Regions from separate parts of the Mus musculus genome. Here region 2 is linked to region 1. The links are chromatin loops, found by intact Hi-C in ENCODE. Cell type or tissue: left cerebral cortex. All regions are shown on one strand. Each heading gives the region's core, and the rest is flanking DNA. Links, peaks and the distances in the headings are about the cores only.

Region 1 (7,607 bases), core at 1,722-6,721:
AAAGAAATGCTAATCTAATTTGTACACTACTTCCAAGCAAACAAAGAGGAAATATTTACAGACATGCCGTAGACGTCCTCATAACCAGTGTAGGTAAAGAAAGAAGTCAAACACTGAAGAGACTTTCCAAACTGTTTAAAGTATGCCCAGTTGTAAGTCACAGGCACCAATACAGTGCCTGGAAACCAAGTCTTACAACTGCATTATTATTTTTATTTTTTAATCTAGTAAGTAGGAAAAAATGCTTTTAAATTATATAAGTCACGTTCATTAAGTAATGAGATGATCTTAAGGGAGGCTCAATATCTAGGAAGTCAAGGGAGCAGAGGTAGACTTCCATGTCCTAACAAGGCCCATGTTAGCAGATCACTAATCTGTATTTTTCCTGATACACTCCTTTTATGATGTAGGAGAACACAAAGACTCAGATCCAAATGTATTAATTGGACAATAAAGCAGTCACAATATGAATCTCTCCCAATAACTCCCACGTACAGCTAGGAAAGTGATGTCCATTACTGTCTCTGAGGCCAAAGGGCAACTCTCTTTTGAAGAATTCATTATATTTCCTACTTCACAGCCCTTGGTCTTCCATCTCAGACTCCCCCCAGCAGGGAGAGGCTCCTGGGGAGTGGTAATGAAAAGGTAGAAAAGAATCAGAGGACCCTTTCCCTACTGCCTCAGAGGGTATCTGAGCATTGTATTCCTTCCAGATCTTTACCTGCTTTATCTGCTTAATTAGCATTGCCCTCTGGGTCTCACCCAGCTCAATTGCCTCACCATGCAGGAAACCTTTCAGTACCATAGCCACCTACAGCACAACTTGACTTTTTCTGGAGGGTTATCCATTTGTCATCTGGTTTTGTTTCTATGTGGTGAACTCCAGCAGAAGAGGAGAGACGCTGCCTTCCAGTCAGATGAATAAAAAACACATTTTAGTTTCCAAAGAAAAGAAACTACTTGTATCTTCTGCTAGATTCGAAACAGGAATTATGGAAAAATCTTTAAAATTTCTAATTTACTAGTCAATGCAATCAAGTCACTGGAAAAGCACTAGGGAAGTGAGGGTAAGCAGCAGTTAGACTGGTGACCTAAATCCTATCCGTGACCTTAATCCCAGCAAGACACTGAGCAGGCAAACTTTCTGCTTCCCACAACTTCCATGAAAACAGGTCAAGCTGACATGCAAACATTTTTTTTAATGTGTCCTTTCAGTTCTAGATTTTCAAATTTCTGCTTTGACCCAGCTATAAAACAATACACATTTAAAACCTATATAAGAATAATTATGAAGAATGCTTTTCTGAACTTTTTCCAGACTTGAGGAAAGCCTTCACACGTTGTATACAGCTCAGCTCCACCTAGAGAAAACCAGATACTTAGGTCAGTTTTGAAAATGTTTTATATCTTGCTGGGAATGATGGTTCATGCCTTTAATCATAGCATTTGGGAGGCAGGTATATCTTAGTGGGTTTGAGGCCAACCGTGTGTGTGTGTGTGTGTGTGTGTGTGTGTGTGTGTGTGTGTGTGTGTGTGTAATTCTTATGGAGTTCCAAGACAGCCAAGACTATATAGACCCAGCCTCAAAAAACGCAAAGGAAGAGAGAGAAAAGAAAAATCTTTATAACTCAAAGCAAAGGCCTCAATGAGAAAGTGAGTCTCCCATTTCACCACTTTGTCTCAGCATGGTGCAGATAAGTCCTTGCAACTTCTATCACTGTGAGGTGGGGGCTAAGAACTGTCAACTCTGAGCTGGCAACAGTGGCTAGCTAGCTTTTGCAAGGAATAGTTCCTTTAGTAGCCTGATATTTGTAGAGAGTATCAATGTCTAAGGAACATAAGTATTTCAGAAAATTGTAAGGTCTTGTAAGAGGCTGCAGCCCAACACTGGAAGGAAAGATTTAGGAGTTGATGAAATTCTGCCAAGGGAGCAGGAATCCAGTGAGTAGCTAGTTACTGTCTGTATCCACTGCATCTGTCTTACAACTTAGTAAGTAAGGTACCTGGACATATAGCCACCACAGCATTCCAAAATACACCTGCCATAGCACCTGGAAATGTACCTACTTTGGCACCTGAAAATGCACCTGCCACCATATGTAGAAATGTACATGCTACAGCACCTGCAAATATGTACTTGGCTCAACATTGAGACATGCACCTCCCAAGACACTGAGTGACTATTTGCAGAGAGAAAGTTTCTTTCGCTGGATCATGCAAGGGCATAGAATTTAAACCAAGTCTTTTTACTCTATACCCAAGACATTTTAAGCTCCAGTGCACTACACTTCAACTGCTTCAAAAGCAAGGAAGTATTTGTTAAGGGAATAAAAAGACATCTAAGATTTTTTTTTTCCCTTTCAGTATCTGTAACTCAACAGAAAGACTTAACAATTCATACTACCTAGAGATTTCCATGTATCTTTTTGCCTTCAAATTTATGATGAAAGACCAAGTTGCGCCTCTCTGAAACTCGACCAAGGTTTAAGTGTGTCCAACCTGTCACAAAGACATTTTTAAAGTCCTCATTCTGAGCATCTGATTGTCGGCCATACCAGCTTCTCAAATTCAGCAAAATGTAAGCTACAATTGGCATATGTTTCTAGGAATGGTGGCTGCTGTGCATTTTGTGTTCAGAAAAATACAGAGGCAGAATATTTATTTAGATAACTTCAGAACTTTTAACATCTCCCACCCCCATGCTACTCCCCATGCTCAAAATGCCTGTAGGCACATGTCCTTTCAAGGTGAACATCAGTAAAGTCTATCCAAAACAATAAGCTATAAATAAAATTTCCTTAAGAGAACATAAAGAATGCAAACCTTATATTATAATTTATGTTAGTTAGGGAGAATTTGAAATGAGAAAATAACTCTTTTTTTTTTCCCTAGGAGAAAATGAGAAATTCTCATGATTGATGCAATCAATAACTGAAATAAAAACATCTATGTGACATCCATGGAAAAGCCTGCAGTCACTTTCAAATCTTCACCAAGTAGTTTAGGCACATAAGACCAAACAGCTGTAATAATAATAATAATAATAATAATAATAATAATAATAATAATAATAAAAAATTAACAGTGAGAACCAGGTCTGGGAAGGAGGGAACAAGACATTGTGGCCTTGAATCCTGGCAGTAAACTTGACCTTATACATCAGTGACTTCTGTATGACACAGAGGGAAAGTAAGTCATGTAATACAAAGCTTAAATGACATTTACTCTTTTCTACTGGGGAAGGAAGAGAAATACTACTTTACAAACTTTTCTATAACATTGTTATATATCCTTGGTTTAATTTTATTGTTGGAAATTTTGCTATTGAGAAGACATTTTAGCATGGGCTGACTGCATTCAGAAGAAAAGTATCTAGGGAAAGTGCTACAACACAGCACAGACCATTTCAAGGAAAACCCTTCAACTTCTTTGGCCAGCAAGCCAAAGGCCCATTATGAGGACCCACATTCACCAGCTACTACCATGGGGGCTACCATTACTGCCATCAGGGCTACAAATGCTACAACTCAGATTCCTACTTACAACTACCATTATTTTTCCTAGAAAAATATGATCTTATTTGTGTCATCTTAATAGTAATGTCATCTGACTCAATAAAGGTTATAAAATAATCATACTCATTACTCAAACATCCATAGGCAGATTTCATGGAAACTGTCCCTATTTCCATCTGATTAAGGAAGCCAAAAAAGCAACCTGAAGAGTCTAATGTTCCCTACTAGCCAGTGGTAGAACTGAAGTTCAGACACCCTGACATCTGCTCCTAAATCAGTCTTACTGAGACAGCATGCACAACACCCTGGGTACAGATATTCTGGGATTAGAAACCAGACGTTACAAGACATGTCCGGGGGAATCTCTAAAAGGAGAGATGATACAAAAACAAAAATCAAAGCTATCTGCTATAGTTTGAAAGTCCCTTCTAAACTTTTGTTGAAAGTTAATGGCCACTGTCGGAGCAATCAGTTGCCAGGCCCTCGACTGGTCCATACCACTGCCTCCCTATCCCTTCCCTAGGTAACATTTTTCCCGTTCTTAGAAAAGAGAAATTCAGGAACTTTCTAAAACTACACCCATAAGGAGAAAAGAGAGAAACAGTTCAGTTTCTACAGTGTTTGCCTCACAAGAATGAAGAGCCAAGTTTGGATCCCTAGTGCCCACATAGAGAAAAGGAGGAGGAAGGCTTTAGTAATTGGGAATCTTAGCTCATGCCTTCTATAATCCTAGCACTAGGGGGCAGAGACGGCTAGATCTATGTAGCACACTAAAAAGTCCATTTAGCTGAATTGATGAGATCCAGGACTGGTAAATGACATTGCTGAAAGGGGAAACGGGTGGCTGTAGAGAGTTGAAGGGAAGTAGGAAAAGGGAAGAAGAAGGGAAACGGGAAGGAAGTTGAGGAAAGCTTGGAAAGACACTAACACAGAACATCCACTCTAAGCCAAGAACAGTCTCCTTTAATAACCATGAATAACCTTAGCACCGAAAGTACCCAAGATGGTAAATGTGGTCAGAGTAGACTGAGACCAAGGATCAGGGATGGGCCATGCTCTTCTGTGGTGCCAGAAAGATTAATGAGCTGTATACACAGGCATTTCAGAGATGACTGCACAATATAGCGTCACTATTCCCACTAGCTTCCCAAACAAAAACTAGAAAAAATGCTCTAAAACTAACATCAGTCCGTCCCCCACCCCCATCACCTAGGGTCAGAAAAATGTTGTAATGTTAAAAATATCCTGACTGAAATAGAAAAGGATTTAGCCAAAATCCTAAGGCTGATAGGAGACCAGTCTTCTCCAGGATTCAAGCAGAAAAGACAGTCTCAACTTCTGCTTAATATACACAATATCCACCAAGACAAAGGCAAAGAAAGCCCTGAGAAACACGGAACCATGGCTTCCTACAACCCGAGTTATCTATTTACAAAAGGACTTAAAGCTCTTTCTCTTTCTTATATTAGCAGTGTAGGAAGTGAAAGCCCTTAAAGTAACCAGCTGCCATCCTCAAACCTGAAACAAATTTAGGTCAGGAGTGAGGTTCACTTTTGAAACCCTGTCTCAAAAGAATATATTGGCAAGTAACAGCAGACACCCAGCACCCTCCTCAGACTTGTACCCACACATACTCTGTGCATACATCACACACCCACAAGATGCACTACGATCTACACTCAGAAAATCAGCTTCTGGAACTGAAGAGATGGATAAAAGCACTTGCTGTGAACACAAGAGGATCTGAGTTCAAAGCCCCAGTATCCAAGTTAAAAAAAAACAACAAAAAACAAAAAACAAAAAGCAAAAAAACTTGCTTCTGGATGTATCTTTCTATAACCTGAAAATTAGGGGGATGGAGACAGGCTGGTCATCCTAGTGACCTCACTATCAGCCTAGGTGAAACAGGAACTTTAGGTTCAGTGAGAAACCCTGTCTCAAAAGAATATATTGGCAAGTAACAGCAGACACCCAGCACCCTCCTCAGACTTGTACCCACACATACTCTGTGCATACATCACACACCCACAAGATGCACAAAAAGATTAGCTCTTGGACAAGAATGGTGATGGCCACTGTCATTTTCAGTGTTCCTCCAACCCCCCCACCCCCAGACACACGGCAAGCCCTTCTCCCTGGCTACAGCCTGCAAAAGACACCTGCTAATCCACAAACTTTTTGACTTCTTGGAAATATGGTCCTCTGCCTTAAGCGAGGCAAGCCCAAGCCCTATTTTAAAGACACTCCTTTCACTACTTACCTGTCACAGTCATAAAAATGGGGAAGGGGTTGAGAACACTGGCTTTCATTCAAATGAACCTAAAAAATAAAGAACTCTAATAAAGAAGGAATAGGCTACAATGGTTTTCTTTTCCTTTCTCTGTATTTCATTTTCCAGTTTTTCTATAAGGCCTCTCTGTATGCTGCAACATGAAGAAAAATTAAATTTACTACTGCTGAGGCAAAATCAGGGCTCCTTTATTATAAGGCTCTGAACCTGAAGAAAATATGTTTATGTTTGATGAGATGCCCACTCCCTATTGAAAAATCCAGAAGCTTCTAGGACCCACATGATGTCGATATATTAACTTGTGAATAATTGAAAATGTTAATAAAGAACAGTCTATCCCCAGTCTCTAGACCACATGAAGTTGGTAGCTTAGTTGGAAGATGGGGGAGGGGGACTCAGGGACCAGCCATCCCAGCTGTCCAGAAGGCTCAGTCTGGGACATAGAGGACTTCAGCCTACAAATGTGCTCTTAGGCAAATTGCTCTCAGGATGGAGAGGCAGTGAAAGTAAGAGGAGCCAGTTAAAACACAGATCAGAATTCCAACTCCATGTGGACAAATTCTCTACACTCGGTTTCTTCATCTACAACTACCAACTACAGCCCTGAGTGTCCAATATGGGAAGACTCTGAGAGCAAGTGAGAATATTAATCATATAAAATGAGGCCAAAATATATGTGAGGCTGACTGACCAAGGACAGACAACACAAGCCCTGTCTGCCTCAAGGGAACATGGGGTTTTAGGGCTAGTAACAGCTTTTGTTCATCCTAGTCTAAGAGAATTGGTCTTTTACAAGGTTTGAATCTTCACAAATTGCATAATCTGACAAAAATCAGTTAATCTTAAACCTCAGCTTCTTCACCTAACTGCTTAAGCAGCAGAGCCAAATTACAAGGTTGCTAAAAGCTCATCACAGAATGACTTCAGCACTTGCGACCGAGTACAATGCATGGTGGACCATCAATACTTCATCCCATACCCCATTTGCTACAATTACATAAGGAGATCTACTTCATCTACATGTACAGATTTAAGAAATTTGATCACTATAGTAACCACAGCTCCATATGCATACTTACATGGAGTTTTTGTTTTGTTTTATTTCTATTTTTCTTATATTGAAAACAGATTTTCTTTCATATAATATATTTTAATTAAGGTTTCCCTTTCCCCCAACTCTTCCCAGGTCCTTCCCAACTCTCATTTTCTCTCCTTAAAAAACAAGGCATCGGGGCTGAAGAGATGACTGAGTGATTAAGAACACTGACTGCTCTTCCAAATGTCCTAAGTTCAGTTCCCAGCAACCACATGGTGGCTCACAAACATCTGTAATTGGATTTGATGCCCTCTTCTGCTGTGTATCTGAAGACAGCTACAGTGTACTCATATAAATAAAATCAATAAATCTTTTTAAAAAAGAAAACAAGACAGTTAAAAATAATAAAACCATGAGATAAAACAAAATATACACAAACCAGAATACGACAAACCAAACAGAAGAAAATGAACCAAAGACACAGCACAAGAAACATATGTGTAGAGACTCATATATTTGCACAAAGAAAATTCCATAAAAACACAAAACCAAAAACCTATATACAAAAACGACACATAAAGTTTTTTTTAAAGAAAAAGAAAAAAAAAAAGCCCAAAGAAAGAATCATGAGACAACGAACTTCCAAAACTGCAAATGCCATTAAGTTTGTAAGTGTTGGCATTGACTGCTGGGCATGAGGACTGCCCTTAAGACTAGTTTGTATAGCCAATGAGACACCATAGAAGAAAACTAATTTTTCATTTAC
Region 2 (7,607 bases), core at 944-5,943, 1.7 Mb after region 1:
AAGGTGAGGGAGGCCAGAGTAAGGGGTAGGACCATAATGGGGAATCCCTTTTATGCCAAACTCAGCCTTCTGATAGTTAACCCATGCTCCTGATAACTTCTCTACTCTCTTGATGGTCATCTCACCTATTGATTACCAGCTCATGAGGTAATATAAGCCACTTCTAAAAGGTATATGCTTGGGGAAGAGAAAGCCATGATTTTTTTAAACATGGTTGGAACCTAAGTTAATTTTAAAGATTCAAGAGGAAAAATGTGAGGGAGGATACTAAAGAAAAAGTCAGACATAAGCTGGGATAATTGGAGTATCAGAAAGCAAAAAGTTGAGTGTGCCCCCCCAACCAAGTAGGTATGTTGTAAACCCAAACCCCTACACAAAGTGTAAGAAGAAGTGACTAAGTCATAAGGGCTCTGCCTTCCTGAATAGGACAGCTTTATCTGGGTTGTGGGCCAGAAATCAAAAGAATGGGATTACCATCATGAGTATGGGCTAGCCATTGAGAAAGAGGACTAGCTATTAAGAAAGTGGGCAACTATCAGAAAAAAATAGGCTAGTCATCACAAGCATATTCTTGTAATTAAGAGAGTGGGTAGGCTATAGTGAGGATGAGCTGACCACTGTGAGAATGCAATTCCTGTCATGAGAATGCATGGACTAGTTAGTCATCACAAGTCTGAGTTAGTTATAAAATGTGTCCCCACTATTCTCTTGTTCCCTCCCACTATATTACCCTTCTGGTCATCATGATTGTTTTTAATAGCTGTGACCCCTTGGCTCTGAGCCTCCTAGGCTTCAGAGCTGTACCAAATAAATGACTTCATCAATTACACAGTTCCATCATAGCAACAGGAAAGAGGAGCCAGGATTCTTATGCCTCCTTCCTTTGCACCCTAGGAGCTCTGTTGCCTTCAACATGCCTGATGCCCATAACTGAAGAGTCTCGGGTTTTTAAAGGGACATATTCTGAGCACAGGGTGCTTCTGAACTCTCAGCCTTCCCACAGGAAAGTTCAACTAGGAAAAATGTAACCAACAGGCCTGAAAGAACTCCACAAAAGACCCTTCATGTGGCTCTCCAGATAGAAGATTCTCTCAAGGAGCCTTGAGGTCACTCTTTGCCACTGAAACACCTTCATCCACAGAAGTCTTAAGGCTCCTCAGCTCTAGCTCAAAACTCAGGTACATCTCAAGATTCATACATACTCACTTGGAAATTCAACTGTCAGTCAGCCTCTGTGGCCCTAAAAACTGTGTGTCCCCTCTATGGCATGGCATTGACTTTGCTCTCAACCTAACACATTTACATTAAATGCAATCCCTGACATGCATTTGTTCCATAAAGGACTGGCAGTAATGTACCAAGATATATGTAAGACACTAAGATCAAAGATCTATAGAACCAAGCAAGTAGGTAATAAAAATGACCGGTGATGTAGCTCAGGGGCAGGATGATTACCTAGCATAGTCAAGGTCCTGGGTTGAATCCCTAGCACCACAAGATAACAAATTTAACAAAGAGAAATTAAAGAAATAGAGTCTATGTCTAACTTTTAAAGATAGGCTCAAGTCTCAGCCAATGGCCATGAAGAGAGTCACACACTGGAATCTGAGCTTCCCACTGACTAAAGGAAAGAAATACATCTAGCTCATGAGGGCCAGACCATCAACGCCCAGGATTCCATTTGCAAGATCCCCTTCAAAATGATTTAATGAACGCTTGGAAGACAGCTCAGTGGGTAAAAGGCTTGCTTCATAAACGTGAGGACCTGAGTGCCATCCCCAGAGCCCATGTGAAATAGTGTTGTGTGCTTATAATCCCAGCACCTGGAAAGTAAAGACAAGTGGATCCCTGGGATGGATGTACTGGCAGCCAGTCGAACCAATCTGGAAAGTTCCAAGCCAGTAAAAGAGCCCATCTCAAAAGCAGAATGAATTGTGCCCAAGTAACGACACCTGAGATTATCCTCTGGCTTCCACATGTGTGCATACACATGTGCACCTACTCCCAAATGTACACAAAAAAGTTGAAGTCATAACAGCAAAAAGAGGATTTTTTTCCTCCTATTCCTGACATTCTAATCTATCAGAGGTACAAGTAGGTCTGTTTGTCACAGGGCCAATTGGAACCACCAATTTCTCTCTTCCAAAATGTTCTAAGACATGAGACACAAAGTATAGAGGCCATTGCAAGAACATTTAGTGTAACTGAGAACAGTGGTCCCTGGTGTGGTAAGAGGTTGGAGTCTGGTGGAGCCAGAACACCTTATTGAGGCTTAAAGATAGTAACCAGTTGCTCATGGCTACAAGGCTAGTCAGTGACAAAGTGAGATCTCTGTAGGCCTAGAGCAGAAATCAGCCAAGCTAAAGAGCCAGACTGAGGATTCCATTGCAGTCAGCCTCTCCAGCCTGGGAGCCCAGATCCAGGCACCAAAATGCTATGGGAGGAGAAAGAACATCATGCTGTCCTACAATCATGGAAATGGAATTTGTGCCCTCATACACAATGCACACAACCTTCTAGGCTACACAGGAGCCTGTGGGAGGCTGTCAAAAGCAGGGGTGGATACCGCTGTGCAGTGACTGGGAATCCTTCCTTCTGTCCGCCTGGCAGATCTGGTGTTGTTCCCAAGCCTATTATAGGCTAGTAGATAAGAGAGAGAAAAATCACTCCGGATGATTCCCACAGGCCACACTCTCCAGCTCCCACAGAGCCCATGAAGGCCTGGCTTCTGCCAGTGTCCCACTCACCCCTGCCTTCTGGGCAGACGGGGAGCTCCTTGAAAGCCAAGTTCCTGAGCAGGTATTGGCAGAGTGTGAAGGGGCTATAAAACCATCAGAGCCAGAGTGTCCTGCCTGTAACAGGGCGGGTTGGTGTAATTTCACAGTGATAAGGGTGGCCTGCAGCTGTGGGAAAGATAGGTGGTCCCATAAAACCCGGTCACCAGCAGGGCATGGGGTGAAAAGGTAGAAGGAGGAGGCAGATCACCCTCACCTAAAGAAGTCCCGTGACTAGAGTCCAGACCTGATTGGTGAGTCCGGGCACAGACACCCAGGGTAACAGGACCTGCTCCTGTTCCAACCCTGGGGCTCCAACCAGACCTAGAGAAGGCCACTGGTTATTGGTACTCTGGTCAGCCCACTTCCATCAAAGCTGAAGTAGGCAGTAAGCTGGAAACTGACTTGACCACTAAGAAGCCATCTGTATCTATGATTCTGCATCCCAACTCATTCTCAGAACCCAGGATCCCTCTTCCTTCGCCATCTAGCACAGGTCTCTTTAGCCTGTGCCAGCCCTGGCTGGATATGCCCTTTGTTCAGACAATTTGAGCATGCCACTCACAGGCAGCTCTGGAAACAAGTCCCTCAAAGAAAGGCCTGTCTGTGCTGAAACACAGGGTACCAGCTAAGGGACAGTCTTCATTCAGTGAGCCCTGGGGAATGGCACTTAACTCCAATCATCTGGAGGTGGCTGGTACCCCTGGGCCTAGGGAGGAACCAGCTGGAAATAAGCCATTTGCCAAACTTCCTACAAGGTATACAGAGAAAACATTTAGTTGACTGCTAAGAGTGAAGAGATACAGCCCAAACTCAGCCATCATGAAAGAGAGAACTCCTTGTCCTGTTACAGAGCCTGCACACAACTTGGATGTTGGTACCACAGAACTAAGGCCCCAGGATATGAGCAGATAGACTAAGGTCTTGACTAGTACCTGCTGAGCTGACAGTTCTTTGTGTTTCAGAATGTGTTCTTGGCTGTTACTGCCACCTCCTGGTTGTCAGTTTCCATCTCTGCAGAATCAGGGGTGATTAAGCTGCCCTCTAAATCTGTGGTTCTCATAAACAAATGTGTAGTCTGCAAGGAGTAGCAGACGGGCTAAGTCAGGTTCTCTGTTCCTCCTACCCAGCAGACAGTGGCATGGGGTTCCTGAAAGAGCACAGGCCAAACAGGGCAGCAGTGTACCCTTGTCCAAGTTCTGCACTGTACAGAAGTGCTCATCTAAGGATAGGCTGAAGTCTTCCTGAAGCAGTGATACACCTTACTCATGTGTAAATGACAACTCTGAGCTCACACTCAAAACCTAGCTCTTATTCCATGACTTCAAGCAATGGGGAGAGCCGCCCTTCAAGATCTTCATATCAGAAATGGGATCACCGGCCTAGTGCCTCCCTATCTCCCGCCCTTCTGACAGTCTGTTGATGTTTAAATGGACCAATCATGTAAAACCTCGCCAATTCCTCCCCCAGCCCCACCCCTTTTCTATAAAAGTCCCTAGCTTCCAAGCCTCGGGGTCGAAACCACTGTCTCCTTCGTGAGATACGTTTCGAACTGGAGCTCCGCCATTATGACTCCACCATGTGGTCGACACCTCTGTCTCCTGCGGGAGATATGTGTCGGCCCGGAGCTCCGTCATTAAACTACCTTATGCTTTAAAAAAAAAAAAAAAAGAAAGAAAGAAATAGGATCACCACTGCTGCCCAGCAGCAAGGATGCTCAGTGGATTGAGAATGTCTATCTTCAGGACAGAGCAGAGACACTAACTCACAGCAGGTTCCCAGCAAGAGTTTTCTCCCACTTCCCCCAGCCCAGATTTCTCCTACCCAGGATTCACTGTTGAGCATGGCTGCCTGCTCTTTGAGACCATCCGTGGATGGAACTTCCCTTCACCATGCACAACTCCTAATGGAATTGTCCCAGTATTCCATTCTAACCCTAAAATACTCACTCTGGTCAGTACTTTTGACCTCTGCTAGTCCAGAGCACTGAGGGTCAGATAAAAATTGAGGTGAACATGTCACAGAATAGCTACATGTGTGGTTTTCTACATTTTTGAAAGTGAACTCAGGTGTTTTCAGCAGATGCCTGTCTGCTGGTCTACATCACCTCTCTCTTGGTTCTGCCACTCCCTACTTGAGAAACAGAGTAACTAAAGAATAGATAGGGTCCCATTTACTTACCATCAGCGACCCATTAAGGATTCTTTACATGCTATCTGATGGCATGTACTGTATTTGCTTACACTCTCTGAGAATGCTCTGAGCTGAGCTTTTGATTGGTTGACTGGTTAACTGGTTCATTGCAACAAGGTCTCATTCTATGGCTTACCATGAAGTCCAAGCAGCCTTGAAACTTGTGGCAATCCTTCTGTCTCAGCCTCCCAAGTATGAATACAGGTGGAGCCACCACACCTAGCTCAGTTAATTTTTTTTATTAGTCATGCTTGGATTGCTTTCAAATCTTTACTAGTACAAGCTCTTTGCCCCTGAGAATTTAGAAGACAAGAGTCATTCTAGAAAGGGGGTTGGGTGGTGGAGGGCTGGAGAGATAGCTCAGCAGTTAAAAGCACTGAATGCTCTTCCAAAGGTCCTGAATTCAAATCCCAGCAACCACATGGTGCCTCACAGCCATCCGCAATGAGATCTGATGCCCTCTTCTGCAGTGTGTGAAAACAGCTACAGTGTATTTACATATAATAAGTAAATAAATCTTAAAAAAAGGAAAAGATAAAAAAGAAAAGTGTGGGGGCTGGTGAGATGGCTCAGCCGGTAAGAGCACTAACTACTCTTCAGGAGGTCCTGAGTTCAAATCCCAGCAACCACATGGTGGCTCACAACCATCCGTAGTAACATATGATGCTCTCTTCTGGTGTCTAAAGACAGCTACAATGTACTTACATATAATAAATAAATTCTTAAAAAAACAAACAAACCACAGATAGCAAGGATCAGAGATGACCCAATAGTTGAAAGTGCTTGTGGCAGCCGGGTGGAGCAGAGGCAGGCGGATTTCTGAGTTCAAGGCCAGCCTGGTCTACAGAGTGAGTTCCAGGACAGCCAGGGCTACACAGAGAAACCTTGTCTCCAAAAAACAAAACAAAACAAAACAAAAAAAAAAGAAAAGTGTGGGGTTGCTTTGACTGCAAATTGAGTGACTCTCCATTGTCTAGGAAACTAGTGCATGCTTTTAACTGGCTGTTTCCAGTGTGTGGTAGGACAGGGAGCTGACAGACACTGGCCACCCTGCTGAGGAGCTTAGATTCTCCTGGCAGTGATGGGGAACTATAGCGGAGGCAAATAAGAAAGTCAGAAATAAATGTAATTGCATCTAAAAACTGGCAGCCTGGGCACTAGCCTGGGATTTTGAGCTGAGAAAAACAATCAGGTTGTCCGTTTTATCCCCCAGTACAGGGGAATGCCAGGGCCAAGAAGCGGGAGTGGGTGGGTTGGAGAGCAGGGCTGGGGGACGGTACAGGGAGCTTTGGGGATAGCATTTGAAATGTAAATGAAGAAAATATCTAAGAAAAAAAGAAAAAAACCAAAGGCTGGGGCGATGGCTCCATACTTATGTTCTTGGCTTGCCTTAAGAGTAAGAAAACCTGTGTTTGAACCCCAAGACCCATGTACAGAAACCAGGAGTGCATATAATTTTAGCCCTGCAGAAGCACTGATAGGATTCTTGGAGCTAGTTGAATTGATGAGCTCCAAATTCACTAAAAGGCCTGCCTCAAAACTAGGGTGGAAGTTGGATGAAAAAGACTCCCATTGTTGACCTATGGTGTGCACACAAGTCAAAAATAAATGTAATCACATCTAAAAACTGGTATTCCATCACACAAACACACACACACACACACACACACACACACACACACACGCAAGACCTAGAGAAGGAAAATTAGTGGTGGTGTTATAAGAGGGCACCCAATGGTGACCAAAGCTGGTTATAGCCCCAGGCTAAGATCACAGTAGTACCTGGGATACAAGAAAACTTTTGGCAACTAGCCCGAAGAAGCTCAAAAATCTTCAAACACAAAGCTGTTTTGTTTTGCCCTTCTGACAGCAAGTGTCCACTTCCCTATAATCAACCTGGCAGCAAGGGACGACGTCACCCAGTCTGACTGGAAACAGGTCCGGCACCTCCCCCTCCCTTCTCTCAAGGTTTGGCAGGCTGTCTTGATTTTTCTTTTTTTTTTTTTTTCCATACACTAGCCAGTCAGGATCCTCGTGGGTCTATATAGCCAGGAACACAACTTCCAGTCCTTACTCAGTGGGCCTCTTTTGGAGGGAGTTTCACTCCTGGCATCAAGATCCTTTGGAGACAGACTCACCTGAGACCCACAGCTCCGCTGCTGGTGGGGGACCTCCTTCCTGCTTCGGGTACAGACCTCTGAGACATTCTGCTTCTGTCACTCACATCATCAGCCTGCGCCTGAACAGCAGACTTGCTCTTCAGAAGGCTGCTTTCAGCACCCCAACACTTACCAGAACAGCAACACTCATCAGCCACCTCTTGCTTGGTACCTCACTGCTCCCAAGAGTGCTAAACCTCTGCGTTCCACTGGGCTGTCAGTATTCTGTTTACCCATTCAATAAACATTCCAGTGTGAAGACTGTCCATCGCTGACCCAGTGCTGCCCACCCACTTCACTCTTGGTTGGAGAAGAACAATTGTCTTACCAATATCACAGTGCAAGGGAAAGGCACAGCCAGGACTTGAACACATGACTCCTGAGCCCATGTTTAGGTTCTCCTTGTTCTGCTCCAGAGTTTCTTTTCTATAGTTCTTGATGACCTAATTTTCTCCTTCCTAGGGTACAGTCTCCACCCAAA

What was found. A loop is a pair of places that touch in the nucleus more often than their neighbours do. Peaks named below come from ENCODE experiments on the same cell type or tissue, not always from the same donor. Only the 100,000 strongest peaks of a DNase experiment are listed, where the experiment ranks them.
Region 2: a loop joins it to region 1, with 4 times the contacts of the local background. A loop is called at or near these places in 3 of 42 quality-filtered maps.

What each region holds. Positions count from the first base shown.
Region 1 is chr8:73,229,265-73,236,871 of GRCm38, forward strand. All of the region lies in intron 1 of Large1 (LARGE xylosyl- and glucuronyltransferase 1), which reads right to left. Among named protein-coding and RNA genes, the nearest start is that of Large1, 120 kb to the right of the region's middle. In left cerebral cortex, for the core only: a CTCF peak has its summit at 4,247 (motif pointing right); DNase peaks (open chromatin) are centred at 4,243 and 5,132; H3K27ac peaks cover 389 bases.
Region 2 is chr8:74,918,340-74,925,946 of GRCm38, forward strand. No RefSeq gene overlaps it. Among named protein-coding and RNA genes, the nearest start is that of Isx, 49 kb to the left of the region's middle. In left cerebral cortex, for the core only: a CTCF peak has its summit at 3,772 (motif pointing left); DNase peaks (open chromatin) are centred at 2,537 and 3,775; H3K27ac peaks cover 1,375 bases.